Regions from separate parts of the Homo sapiens genome. Here all the other regions are linked to region 1. A link is a contact called in ENCODE Hi-C or POLR2A ChIA-PET data. All regions are on one chromosome and are shown on one strand. Each heading gives the region's core, a stretch centred on a gene start or an enhancer-like site at or near the end of the contact. The rest is flanking DNA. Distances are from core to core; before and after follow the strand shown.

Region 1 (4,091 bases), core at 1-2,500:
GGTAATGATCTCGGCTATGCTGAGAACTGGAAGACAAGCGGTTCCTACTCTTCCGAGCCCTTTCATTGTGATAATTTTCATCAGAGGTCATTAGACTTCGTCTTTCAATTGGAGAGTTCTCTGTGGAGTGGTTGCTGTGCCTCATTCGCTGACTCTAAAAATATCAGATAGTTCATTGATTAAATAATGTCAGCTTCATTCATCTAAACATGTAAATGTATGTAAAATCATAGGATCTGTACAATAAGATGCTAAATATCTGACTTAATAAGGCATCCTGATGCACCAATGATCTGCTTAGAATATCTGGTCTTATTTATTTGGGACACAACATGAAAAGATGCCAGAGTGTTGATAGTTTATGAGTTTAATTCCACAGTGCTGAATGACTATGCTTCCTATTACAAATGTAGAATTGAAAGCTAACTGTTAAATGGAACTTAATATATTTAGGAAGTTCTAATAATTCCATTTCTATTGCAAAAATGAAAATTATTTTACTATTGGGAAATAAAGTTCAGAATAGCATTTATTATTTCTCTCTTGAATTGATATAATCTTTCTCCTTCTAAAGTAACACACCTCACCTTGATCTAACTGAATATTCCTTATACCTTTTAAAAACATTTTAATAAAATTATTATTTGTGCTGTTCATAAAATAAAGTGTTTCTGCATCCTACATAAATGTAATAATCTTTCCAAGGGTGTATACAATAATTATGAAGCCAGCTAATTGATACATTTATAAATCTTGCTTCCTCAACTAAAATGTCCTGCAAAATAATCTTCCAATATAAACGAAATTCCTCTAATACCATTAATTGAAATTAGCATCTTAAGATACTTATTTGAAGGCTCAGAAAATGTTATTCAACATTTTTCTCCACTATGAGAAAACATTTATCTACTTGTGTCTACTGGTTTAGGTAGGTCACATCAGTTAAGGCACAGGATCCTGCTGAAACCATGGGCCCAGACACATCTCATCTAAAGTACACTCAGATTCAGGCAGAAGGAAATTCATTTGACAGGTCACAGACTGTGCCTTTAACCTCAGGTGCCTCACAATGAAGTGTCAATTGTTACTGGGAGAAGAAATAGGCCACAGAATAAAGGGCAACACATTAACTCATTAGTGAAACAGGGAGAACCACTCTAGGTGGATGTCTTAGCAGTGATGAGTCAAGATTGTTGTATTCAATATAAAAGTGCAACATTGCATTTCTACGTACATTACAGAAGTGTATTGCTTCATGCATCTATTTCTCATTCTGTAATGTACAATTCAGAGCCAATCCACACTAGTCAATAGTAATGTACACTCAGATCAGCCCATGGGAAGTGAAACAAGGCATGAAATAGTCCTAATGCATGCGTATGTGCTGTACATTACCACAGTACATTTTTCATGTTCATTTCTAGTTTCAAAAGCTATTCATTTGCATGACAGTTTTTCTGCTTACAAAGATGCAATTTTGTAACAGAGTAATACAGCTATAATAGCATTTCAGAGAGTGCCATTTATCTCAGAGTTAACTCTGTATGATCGACAATTAAGACTATCATTATAATCCATTAAAACAAAACTCATCATGATACAAGAGGGCTCAATTGACTACATGTTCCTCAGTTTGCTGCGGGTTTGGCCACATTCCAGCAGCTACTTGATGAATGGTAAATAATAATTGATGTAGAAAGGCAGGCTCATTTTGTACCATAAGGTCTCTGGTTCCCTATCTCTACCTCTGAGTGCAATACCAGAACAGCAGAAGGGAGAACCTCTTGATCCTGTGTTCGTCACCAGCTTCCCTAAAGGACACGTGCCACAGCCACTTACAAAGGTGGGCACCTGCACAGCCCCAAGAAAACTCAGGGATCAGTTACTGTTTCTGAACAGAGCAGCTCTACTTATATCCACATTGTCTTGTGCAAGGTAGAGAGCAGGCCTAGCAACCTGGGTGCGGCAGGATTAATTAAGGGCAGCTGAAAGGCCTATCTGCACCTATATATCTTACTTAGCTATTGTGTAATCCTTAAGAAGTGGCATTAAGAAGTAATGGAGGGGCCAGGAGTGGTGGCTCATGATGGTAATTTCAACATTTTGGGAGGCCAAGGCAGGAAGATTGCTTGAAGCCAGGAGTTTGAGATCATCCTGGGCAACAAAGTGAGACACTGACACTGTCTCTACAATTTTTTTTTTTTAATTATCCATGTGTGTGGTATGTGCCTGTAGTCCCAGCTATTTGGGAGGCTGAGGCAGCAGGACTGCATAAGCCCATGAGTCCAGGAATTTGAGGCTGTAGTGAGCTATGATCATATCACTGCATTCCAGCCTGAACAACAGAGTGAGACTATGTCTCTAAAAAAAAGTAATGGGCAGGTGCATTGAGTAGGCATTACGTTTGCCAGCAGAGTTTAGACATAGGAGGAGTTAATTTACCTAAGTAAAATCCACTGTAAATTCACAGACAGCATAATTCTCAGGAAATTGTCAGTCTCTGGGTAGTTTTCTCTAGGATAGATCATAATTAGATAATATTTAAGATTTTTAAATATAATGTGCACATAGTGTTCCCTCTTCAGATTAAGGATGACTCCAGTCTCCATCCTAATCAAGTTCCCATAGAATTTTACATGTAAGGTTGTAAAAAGCATGAGTGAAAAAGTGACAATACCTGTAACCCAGAAATTGCTGTGGGATATGGTGAGAGTGCCGTGGAGCCCAAATTCCTTCCCAGCAGCGGGGTCATGGGTGTGCTACTGGTTGTGTGGGTGGCACGCCAGTACGCCTCCAGGTACTCCCCTAGATGTTCACATGCATCCTCAAGCTGATTTTCATCCAATATAACATCAAACATTTCCTGTAGATGACAAGAAAATCCACTTTACTTCCATTTTAGGTTTTAGGCAATGAAACCTAAAATTCCACTTAACACAGATAATAGCATTTTTAATAGCTATTAGCTAAAATCAAATTTGAGGTGCTATATGGGCAGTTTCTAAAGTTAGGGTCAAGTGAAGAGTTACACAGTTATCCATGAACGAATGTAGACATTAATATAAAAATGAAAGTGTTCATTCAATATTTGGATCTTTTTTTTTTTTTTTTTTTTTTTTTTTTAAGACGGAGTCTCATTCTGTTGCCCAGGCTGAAATGCAATGGCACGATCTCGGCTCAATGCAACCTCTGTCCACTGAGTTCAAGCAATTCTCCTGCCTCAGCCTCCCAAGTAGCTGGGATTACAGGCGCCTGCCACTGCGTCCAGCTAATTTTTTTGTATTTTTTTTAGAAGAGATGGGGTTTCACCATCTTGGCCAGGCTGGTCTTGAACTCTTGACCTAGTGATCCACCTGCCTTGGCTCCCAAAGTGCTGGGATTACAGGCATGAGCCACAGCGCCCAGCCGGATTTTTCATTATTTAGAAAGAAAAAGATGAAGTAAGTGTAAATGTGTTACAGGTAAAATATGACAAAAACCCACGTGTATTCACATCTTTAGCCATGTATTCCTATAGAGCTGCACTCTACACACTTTGGAATATGAGAGAAGCAAGTTTGTGGCACTGAGAAGGGAGTTCTAGACATGTTTTGGGCAATGACCACATCAATGGAATAAACATTTTTTCTCCTAAGGTAACTATGTTGAAGGGAATAACATTTACTTAGGTAATTTTCAGAATGCTTGTGAAAATAACATTATCTGTTTTATGATAAAACAATAAGGAAAGAAAGTTTAGGATTAATAACAGAAAACCACATGGCAGTGGTTTCTGCTACCACAAGATCATTTTGTGAAATGGTTAAAAAAGAACAAGGGGTGTTTAGTTAGGGAAAGCAGGGGGTCACAAAAGAAGTATCTGCTGTCCACGTTTCGGACAGTAAGGCCATTGTTCAACATCTGGTCTGTACTCAGGAAGTTGTTCTGTTCCAGAGGAGCAGGGTGGCCCCCCTGTCATTGCAGTGTGGCTGGGAACACAGACAGGATATACCCCAGACATATACTCTTCAGAGGGAAACCAGAAAACTTTGGCACCACACAAAGAGAAAAGTCATTCCACAGGTAAGTGTTAGCACATCTCAACTTTCTTT
Region 2 (3,987 bases), core at 428-2,927, 730 kb after region 1:
CAAGACTCAATCTCAAGAAAAAAAAAGACAAACACTGCGTTCTAAAATACAAGGTTGGTTTTTTTTTTTTTTTTTTTTTTAACCAAATTCTAATGTTGACACACATTTTCCTCCTTGTAGTCATACTTTACTTTTTAATTATTCAAAATTGATTGTTAAACATTTTATGTCATAACATACCCCTTGAGTCATATCAGCTATGGGATTCTGTATTACCATGTATTTGTCAGCTTGGCTAGAGGGAAACTGTTGCTATTGATGCAGTAGAGACCTGGTTTGTATTGTCTTCTAAAATTAGAATGTGGTGTGCCTTCGGTTAAGATAGGTTTCTGTCAGTGCGGCTACAGAGCTAGCTAAATTTAACAATGCCATATAGGCACATATGTGCACATCAGATCTATGAAGACAAAGGCTGTGTTATTTCAGATGCAAGAGAAAATACTTTCTGATTTTTAAGAAGGTCCAAGTTAATGCTATTAACTCGAGTAAGAAATGACATAGCAAGTAAATGAGTTTTTAAAGAAAGAGGTGGAGTACTAACTTAGGGTTTGGAGGAAGGGACAAATTTAAACTGGACTTTAGGCAATGTCCAGAGTTGGTCCTCAGGGTAAGGAAAGGTTGCTCCAGGTGGAGGGGAAGTGAAAGAACATGAGTTGAGCACAGCCCTATATAAAGATCAGGTGTGCTAGGGAATGAGAGAAGAACCTGTCCTTTCAGGAACAGGTGCTTTGTGATGGAGGTGGAGAGCTGTCCAGTGGAGAGAGAGTCATAAGACAGAAACCAAGATTCACCCTTGCTATTGATCTTTGTAACCAAGGATGATCTTTTCAAAATAATTATATAATCCCGCTCATTTTTTCCTTAAAATTTTTTTGTCTTCTTTTACTTTCCTGAATATGCCCATAGTTTACATATTCCCATTGCAACGGTTTATTTTCAAATAATATCTTTTCTTTAAAAACAACACCAAGGTCCACATTGCCTTTAATACATTAACTACCATTAATATTTCTTCTACACTCCTCCAGAGTAAGAGTTTGTTTTTCTTATGATGATGATGATGATGACGATGATTTTTTGAGATGGGGTCTTGTTCTGTTGCCCAGGCTGGAGTGCAGTGGCACGATCATAGCTCACTACAGCCTCAACCTCCTGGGCTCAAGAAATCGTCCCCCTTCAGCATCCCAAGTAGTTGGGCCTACAGGTGTGTGCCACCACGCCTGCCTAATTTTTAATTTTTTCTGTAGAGAGACGGTCTCACTATGTTGCCCAGGCTGCTCTCGAACTCCTGGGCTCAAACAGTCCTCCTGCTCAGCTTCTCAAAGTGCTGGGATTACAAGCATGAGCCACCATGCCTAGCCAAGATAATTACTTTAATGGAATGGCATTTCATGAATAGTCCTTATCTGAATATTTACCACTTGTATCCTTAGTGGATTTACGTGAAGAGATGAAGAATTCAAATGTAGGTCCTTGTTTATATATTTTTAACACTGCAGTCCCATTCCTGGCGATGGTTTTCATAGAAGTAATTATTAAAAGTATTTTTCAGTGGTACAAAGATACAGATAGCGTTGATGTAATTTTTATTGGTGAGAAAGCCTTTTCTTAAATGTCTGTTGTGTGGCAGCCACTGTACTAAGGGCCTCGGGGGATTTGCTGTTCACAGTTTACTGCCTCTGTGAGATTGCTACTGTTATACCACTGTGAGGAAACTGGGGCCTGAAGTAGTAGTGAAACAACTTGCCTTGGGTCGAACAGTAAGTGAAGGAGGCAGGATCTGAATTGAAGTGGCTTATCAAGGATTGGAAAAAACACTGAAGAGGCCTCAGCAAATTCTTGTAGCTGTGGTCCAGTGCCTTCATGGGCAAGACTGATTATGGACTTAGTTTGTAAAGGGTGCCTTGCCAAGGGTTAAGGATACAGAAAGATATATTAAATAATATATTTGTATATGATTTGTGGCTGACAAGGGACTTAAGTATATATATGTTTGTGTGTACACATGTTTGTGTACATGAGCACATATATGAAATGTCATGTGAGTGTAACAAACTCTAACAATACGGAAATGTAGAGGTGAGAGTAAACAGCAGAACCTAGGGAGTGATTCACGAGACTTGGTGTGGATGTGAAACAACAATGAGTAAGACCCAGAGGGGTGGCTGGGAAAAGGGAGAAGTCAGGAGAGTGATCTGAGCGGAGGTTCAGTGGTAAGACCGCATGCTTCCTTTAGGAGACAGTGAAGAGATGAGCCTGGCTGCAAGTCGTTTAGAGACAGTTTATGTACTATTCTGAAGGTTAGTCTGTGAAATTGTCACTGCAGCTCATTGGCAGTGATTTTGTTGGTTTTTGAAAAGAGGGGATAATATGGGAAGAACATAGAAATATTTCCATTTAAAGGTCACAGGAGTGAGATGGTTTCCTTGGACACATTTCACATGGGGCTATGTCCTGATTAATTAGCCCCCCCAATAGCAAATGCCTTTGACAAATGGAATATAATGAAAAATAAGAAAAATCAGGCTAATAGTGACTCTCCATTCATATGATGGGTTGCCAGCCTCCCCTTTCATTTGCTCCATTCAAAAAGTATGCACTGAAACCTTTGATTAGAGGCTCTGATCTAGCTCTTATCTGGTCCTCTAATGGGACGTATAGACAGCGTTTCAATGCCTGATTTAAAAGTTCATTAGGAATTTTGTTTACTTTTTTCTTTCTTTCCCTCTTTCTCTTCTTGATCCCTCTACCTCTCCTTTGAATTATCTGGATTCAGCTGTTTCAGCTCTATTTCTTTTGGCTGTAGAGACAGTCAGAAAACTGCCTGGCCCCTTTTTTTAGCATCATATATTTTATGAGTTTAATTGATAGAAAAAATATGCCCAAGTGATGTCATGTCTGAAGGATAAGAAAGAGGAAACCTAAAACCCCAAATCTTGGTTAAAGTTCTATTAGCCCAGACCTTGGAACCATAAAAGACTGGTACAATTCTGCCAAATTCTGTAACATACCTCATTGGTGTTGCATTTCAGTGGGTTGAACCCTTATGTCAGCTTCCGAGGGAGTTCTATACTATTCTTTATTTATAGGTAGATATTAGTTTGAGATCTGAATAGTGTGACAGACTGCATTTTCCTTACAAAAATGCTTTTTGTCAGCGAGAAAATATAGCTTTTCTTTTACTTGTTCCCATTAGGGCTTAGATATTATGAATCTCACAAATGTTGGCATGGAAGCTCCATAGAAGGCTTGTGGAAAACCTTTTTGCTAGACTCCAGGAAAGCCTGGTTAGTTCAATTCAGGAAACATTCTTTCAAGGTTCTGCGGTATTATGTAGTCTGGGTATTGAAGCTCAAGGAGAAAGACAGACATATACACAACTCACATACTAGAATAAGTCTAAATGTCTAGAAATAAGTGTATATTGTTGAGACAATAGATGGGTGATCACAGTTACTTCAGGACATTACTGGGTGAGCAACGGCTTCCATTTTGGTGGGTTTTTTTTTTTTTTTGAGACGGAGTCTCACTGTGTCACCCAGGCTGGGATGTAGTGGCGTGATCTCGGCTCACTGCAACCTCCACCTCCCAGGTTCAAGCAATTCTTTTGCCTCACCCTCCCAAGTAGCTAGGATTACAAGCACTCACCACCACACCCAGCTAATTTTTGTATTTTTAGTAGAGCAGGGTTTTACCATATTGGCCAGGGTGGTCTTGAACTCTTGGCCTCCCAAAGTGCTGGGATTACAGGCGTGAACCACCGCATCTGGCCCATTTTAGTGTTTTCTAAGTGCTTGGTGCTTTACATGTATTAGCCTGTTGTCACACTGCTATAAGGACATACCCGAGACTGAGTAATTTATAAAGGAAAGAGGTTTAATTGACTCACATCTCAGCATGGCTCTGGAGGCCTCAGGAAACTTACAATCCTAGTGGAAGGGGAAACAAACATGTCCTTCATCACATGGTGACAACAAGAAGTGCTGA
Region 3 (3,743 bases), core at 103-2,602, 850 kb after region 1:
GAATTCAATTATCAATCCTATCCCAATTTCCTATTGCAGAAAAAAGAAAAAGGAGGTTATATAAAGTCCAAGAGATCCTGCTTTTACTCCTCATAATAGGGCTGCTACTGTCCAAATGAGGTCTAACACATACCACCATACAGAGTATACGTACCTGCTGCTACATCCATACTATTTACTCCTGGCTGTAAGAAGAAAAATGAAATTAGTATTATTCATCTTTTTAAAAGTGTATTTTATATAAGTTCCTCATAAAGCACAGTGAAATCAGTACCTGCTATGTATAATCCTCAAGCCTCTGACTCATATTCTTAGCAAAACTTTTAGTGGTCTCAGTTCCCCGAGCTTGCTATAAATTGTAAAAGAGATCAGCAACCGAGACTACGGGAGTAGTTTAAATGTTATATGGTCACCAAGTGTACACAAGGTCCTCAATCCTTTACCCACAATTCTGGAAACCAAAACCCTCTGAAAGCCAACTTTTTTCAAGTATGGTACCAAAACTCACTATAGTGGCAAAACCTGCCCTACATGAACATGAAACTCCACATCTTCATTTATCCCACTTCAGAGTGAATATCCGTTTAGTTTAGCTGCAAAAATATTAACATTATTAAGTTAGACAGCATTGCCCTGGACCCCACAGGAAATGTTTACATATTATATGCAATGTGTTACTTTCCAGTATTATAAAGAATTTTTGAAATATATCTGGTCTTAGGGTTTTGGGAAAGACACTGCAAACTTACCACCCCAAGGAGTATGCCACATCTGTTTATTACAACCACAACCACATAAAGAATAAAGAAGTTAAACTAACTTGAATTTCATAGTAATTTATATTGCTATACTACCCGACAGAGGTGGTAAGGCTGTTCAATAGATTTTCTAATTAATTTGCCACAGCTGAAGTCTCAGAACGTGGATTTCCAATTAAATATTGATTCCTAAATCTAGTATTAAATCACATTATACCAATTTTTAATTAGCGTTCAGTGAAGTAAATGTTTACCCTTTAAAACTTAAATGTTATCAGACCAATAAAATGCTTCTGGCTCACAATGTATACTTTTCAGTATTCTGGTCTTAATACAGAATTAACCTAGTAATTAAGGATGTACATATAATATCAATATAGGAAAAAATGTAAACGTCTATCATTGTAGTTATAGAAACTAAATCCAGGACAAGCACAGTGGCTCATGCCTGTCATCCCTGTGGGAGGCCGAGGCAGGAGGATCATTTGAGCTCAGGAGTTTGACACCAGCTTAGGCAACACAGGGAGACCTCATCTCTACAAAAAAAATTTAAAAATTAGCTCGGCGTGGTGGCACGTGCCTGTGGTCTCAGCTACTCAGAAGGCTGAGGTCGGAGGATTACTTGAGCCCACGAGGTTGAGGCTGTAGTGAGCTGTTATCATGACACTCACTGCATTCCAGACTGGGTGACAGAGCAAGACTCTGTCTCAAAAAAACAAAGAAAAGAAAAGAAACTGAAACTGAAAGTCCACGGTAATTCTTGTATTTTATTACAGTACTACAGAGGCACTTCAACAGCTAACATGATTGCCTATAAAATACATAGATATTATTCCATATATATAAAAGCAATCAATCAAAACATTACTTCACAGAAAATAGTTATTTTCACATGATTACCGGTAAGGCAGGCTGCATGGAAGCCTGAGACATATGAGACATCATCATTCCAGGCATTACTGACGACATCATTCCAGGCATCTAAAATAAAAGTAAAAAAAGGTTACCATAAGACCAAAGCACTTAATATGACTTTAAGAATCCCATAACTTAAGATTTAAAACCACTAAACACTACACCATGTGAATAGTATGCTTAGTAAGTGCTTGTTGAATGAATGAAGTACTTTATCGATAATCTATTTTAATACTTATGTCACAGTTTATATATATGGTCAAAATTATTTTAACAAGTAAATTTAAAAGTTTGGACTATTATGTTATTTCTAGCCTGAATTTAAAAAAACATTAATCTCCTTTTAGTTATAACACAACATTCATATTTTTCTCACTTCTTTGGAGCAAGAGAATTTAAGATAAAATTTTTTCTGTATTTTTCACCTTTGATTTTTAATATATGCACTGAATAAATTTTACAATGTGGCACATTTCAAAATCCTAGATCAAAGGTGCTTAATATCCAAACAATGACTTAAAAAATAATCTAAAAAAACCCTTTTTAAGTCACACGTCATTTATCCCCTCTCATGTACAGAAAACTTAAGGCACATACATAAATATCTGAAGGTATTAGTTTGGGAGCTCAATCTAGTTTACCAATAACTACCATTCAAATCTATGAATTAATTCTACTAAGTTTGAATATAAATCCTGAAAATTAACACAAGTTTCTCAAGAATTTGACCCAATGTTCATCTATATTAGTATAATCCCACGTTCCAATTTTGATTTTAATGACCATTAAAAAGATCTAAGGAAATTCAGAAGGGGACAAAAATTACATACAATAATCACAGGTATTGGAACAAGGTAACCAGTTATTAAACAATTTCAAAGTAAATGAACATTTTGAGAAATAGAAACAACAGAAAAGAATAAGCATATGGCCAGCAGGAACATATAGATTGAAGCCTTTTAAAGGTATGTAAGAACATTCATACACTGAATTGTATTCCTTGTGAAAGTAACCCATGAAGCTAAACGAGGCTAAAGTACCTATTAAAATAAAGTAGCATTGAGTTAATGGGTTAAAAACAACCAATAAACTGTCTAAACATCATTAAACAAGAACTTTTTGACAAAAATTGTGACTATAAGAATGTGGTGGCTGACTTGGAATATGGTCCAAATAATATGTATTTTTTTCTAAGGTATAGAATTTGAAAACTGAAGCACTGGCAAGCCTCCATCATCCAGACTAAGAGAATCAGATAAATAATTTACAAAGTAAGGAGAAAAAATACAACAATCAAATGAGAAAGAACTACAACTAGGCTTACTCCCAGCCCATACATCTCCCGCCAACAGATATATCCTCATAATTAATTTTGCTTTAGGCCAATGTAAAATACGCTGAATCAGGTAACTGGTTGTGTGGGAAAGCAACCAAGATGCATGACAGGCAACAGGGAAACTGCCTGCTACTTTAAGTAACCTACATATAAAATCAAAAGCTAGTAACATAACCAAAACTAGAATTCTAAGCTAAATTGAGATCAAGGTCTGAAAACTTAGAGAGAAAAACTAATCAAAGTAACTTCTCGGAAGAATTAAAGGTATTTTTTAAAGTAGAGTAAAATCTGCATAATGCAATAGAACAGTCTCTCGCCGGGCGTGGTGGCTCACTCCTGTAATCCCAACATTTTGGGAGGCCAAGGCAGGCGGATCATGAGGTCAGGAAATCGAGATCTTCCTGGCTAACACGGTGAAACCCGTCTCTACTATAAATACAAAAAATTACCCAGGCATGGTGGCACGCGCCTGCAGTCCCAGCTACTTGGGAGGCTGAGGCAGGAGAATCACTTGAACCTGGGATGCGGAGGCTGCAGTGAGCTGAGATTGCGCCACTGCACTCCAGCCTGGGCAACAGAGAGACTTCGTCTCAAAAAAAAAAAAAAAAAAAAAAAAATTCTCTTATGGTAGCAGCAGACTGTACAAATAAATATAAATTCAAATTGAAATATCCTGACTTTATCACACACATAAAGATAAAATCTTCTTTAAAACCAAAGCCACAAAAAAACAA

What was found. A loop is a pair of places that touch in the nucleus more often than their neighbours do. ChIA-PET counts read pairs that join two places held with the same protein, here RNA polymerase II (POLR2A). Pooled maps may share reads with other maps.
Region 2: a loop to region 1 is called in a map with no recorded cell type, with 8 times the contacts of the local background. The contact joins two enhancer-like sites. A Hi-C loop is called at or near these places in 4 of 37 single-sample maps with no recorded cell type and 4 of 50 pooled maps.
Region 3: a loop to region 1 is called in a pooled map, with 4 times the contacts of the local background. The contact joins two enhancer-like sites. A Hi-C loop is called at or near these places in 1 of 37 single-sample maps with no recorded cell type and 2 of 50 pooled maps. POLR2A ChIA-PET finds 5 or more read pairs at or near these places in 1 of 52 experiments (HepG2).

What each region holds. Positions count from the first base shown.
Region 1 is chr2:151,839,226-151,843,316 of GRCh38, forward strand. It overlaps CACNB4 (calcium voltage-gated channel auxiliary subunit beta 4), which reads right to left. Exons shown (of 14, transcript NM_000726.5): 13 at 2,678-2,863; 14 at 1-154. Among named protein-coding and RNA genes, the nearest start is that of ARL5A, 13 kb to the left of the region's middle. Within about 2 kb of position 1,251, at least 3 of the 41 ENCODE cell types and tissues checked have a DNase peak (open chromatin) inside an H3K27ac peak, as active enhancers do.
Region 2 is chr2:152,564,719-152,568,705 of GRCh38, forward strand. All of the region lies in intron 6 of FMNL2 (formin like 2), which reads left to right. Among named protein-coding and RNA genes, the nearest start is that of PRPF40A, 150 kb to the right of the region's middle. RefSeq lists an enhancer at 350-439. Within about 2 kb of position 1,678, at least 3 of the 41 ENCODE cell types and tissues checked have a DNase peak (open chromatin) inside an H3K27ac peak, as active enhancers do.
Region 3 is chr2:152,692,884-152,696,626 of GRCh38, forward strand. It overlaps PRPF40A (pre-mRNA processing factor 40A), which reads right to left. Exons shown (of 26, transcript NM_001365597.4): 3 at 1,659-1,739; 4 at 155-185. Among named protein-coding and RNA genes, the nearest start is that of PRPF40A, 23 kb to the right of the region's middle. RefSeq lists an enhancer at 1,476-1,525. Within about 2 kb of position 1,353, at least 5 of the 41 ENCODE cell types and tissues checked have a DNase peak (open chromatin) inside an H3K27ac peak, as active enhancers do.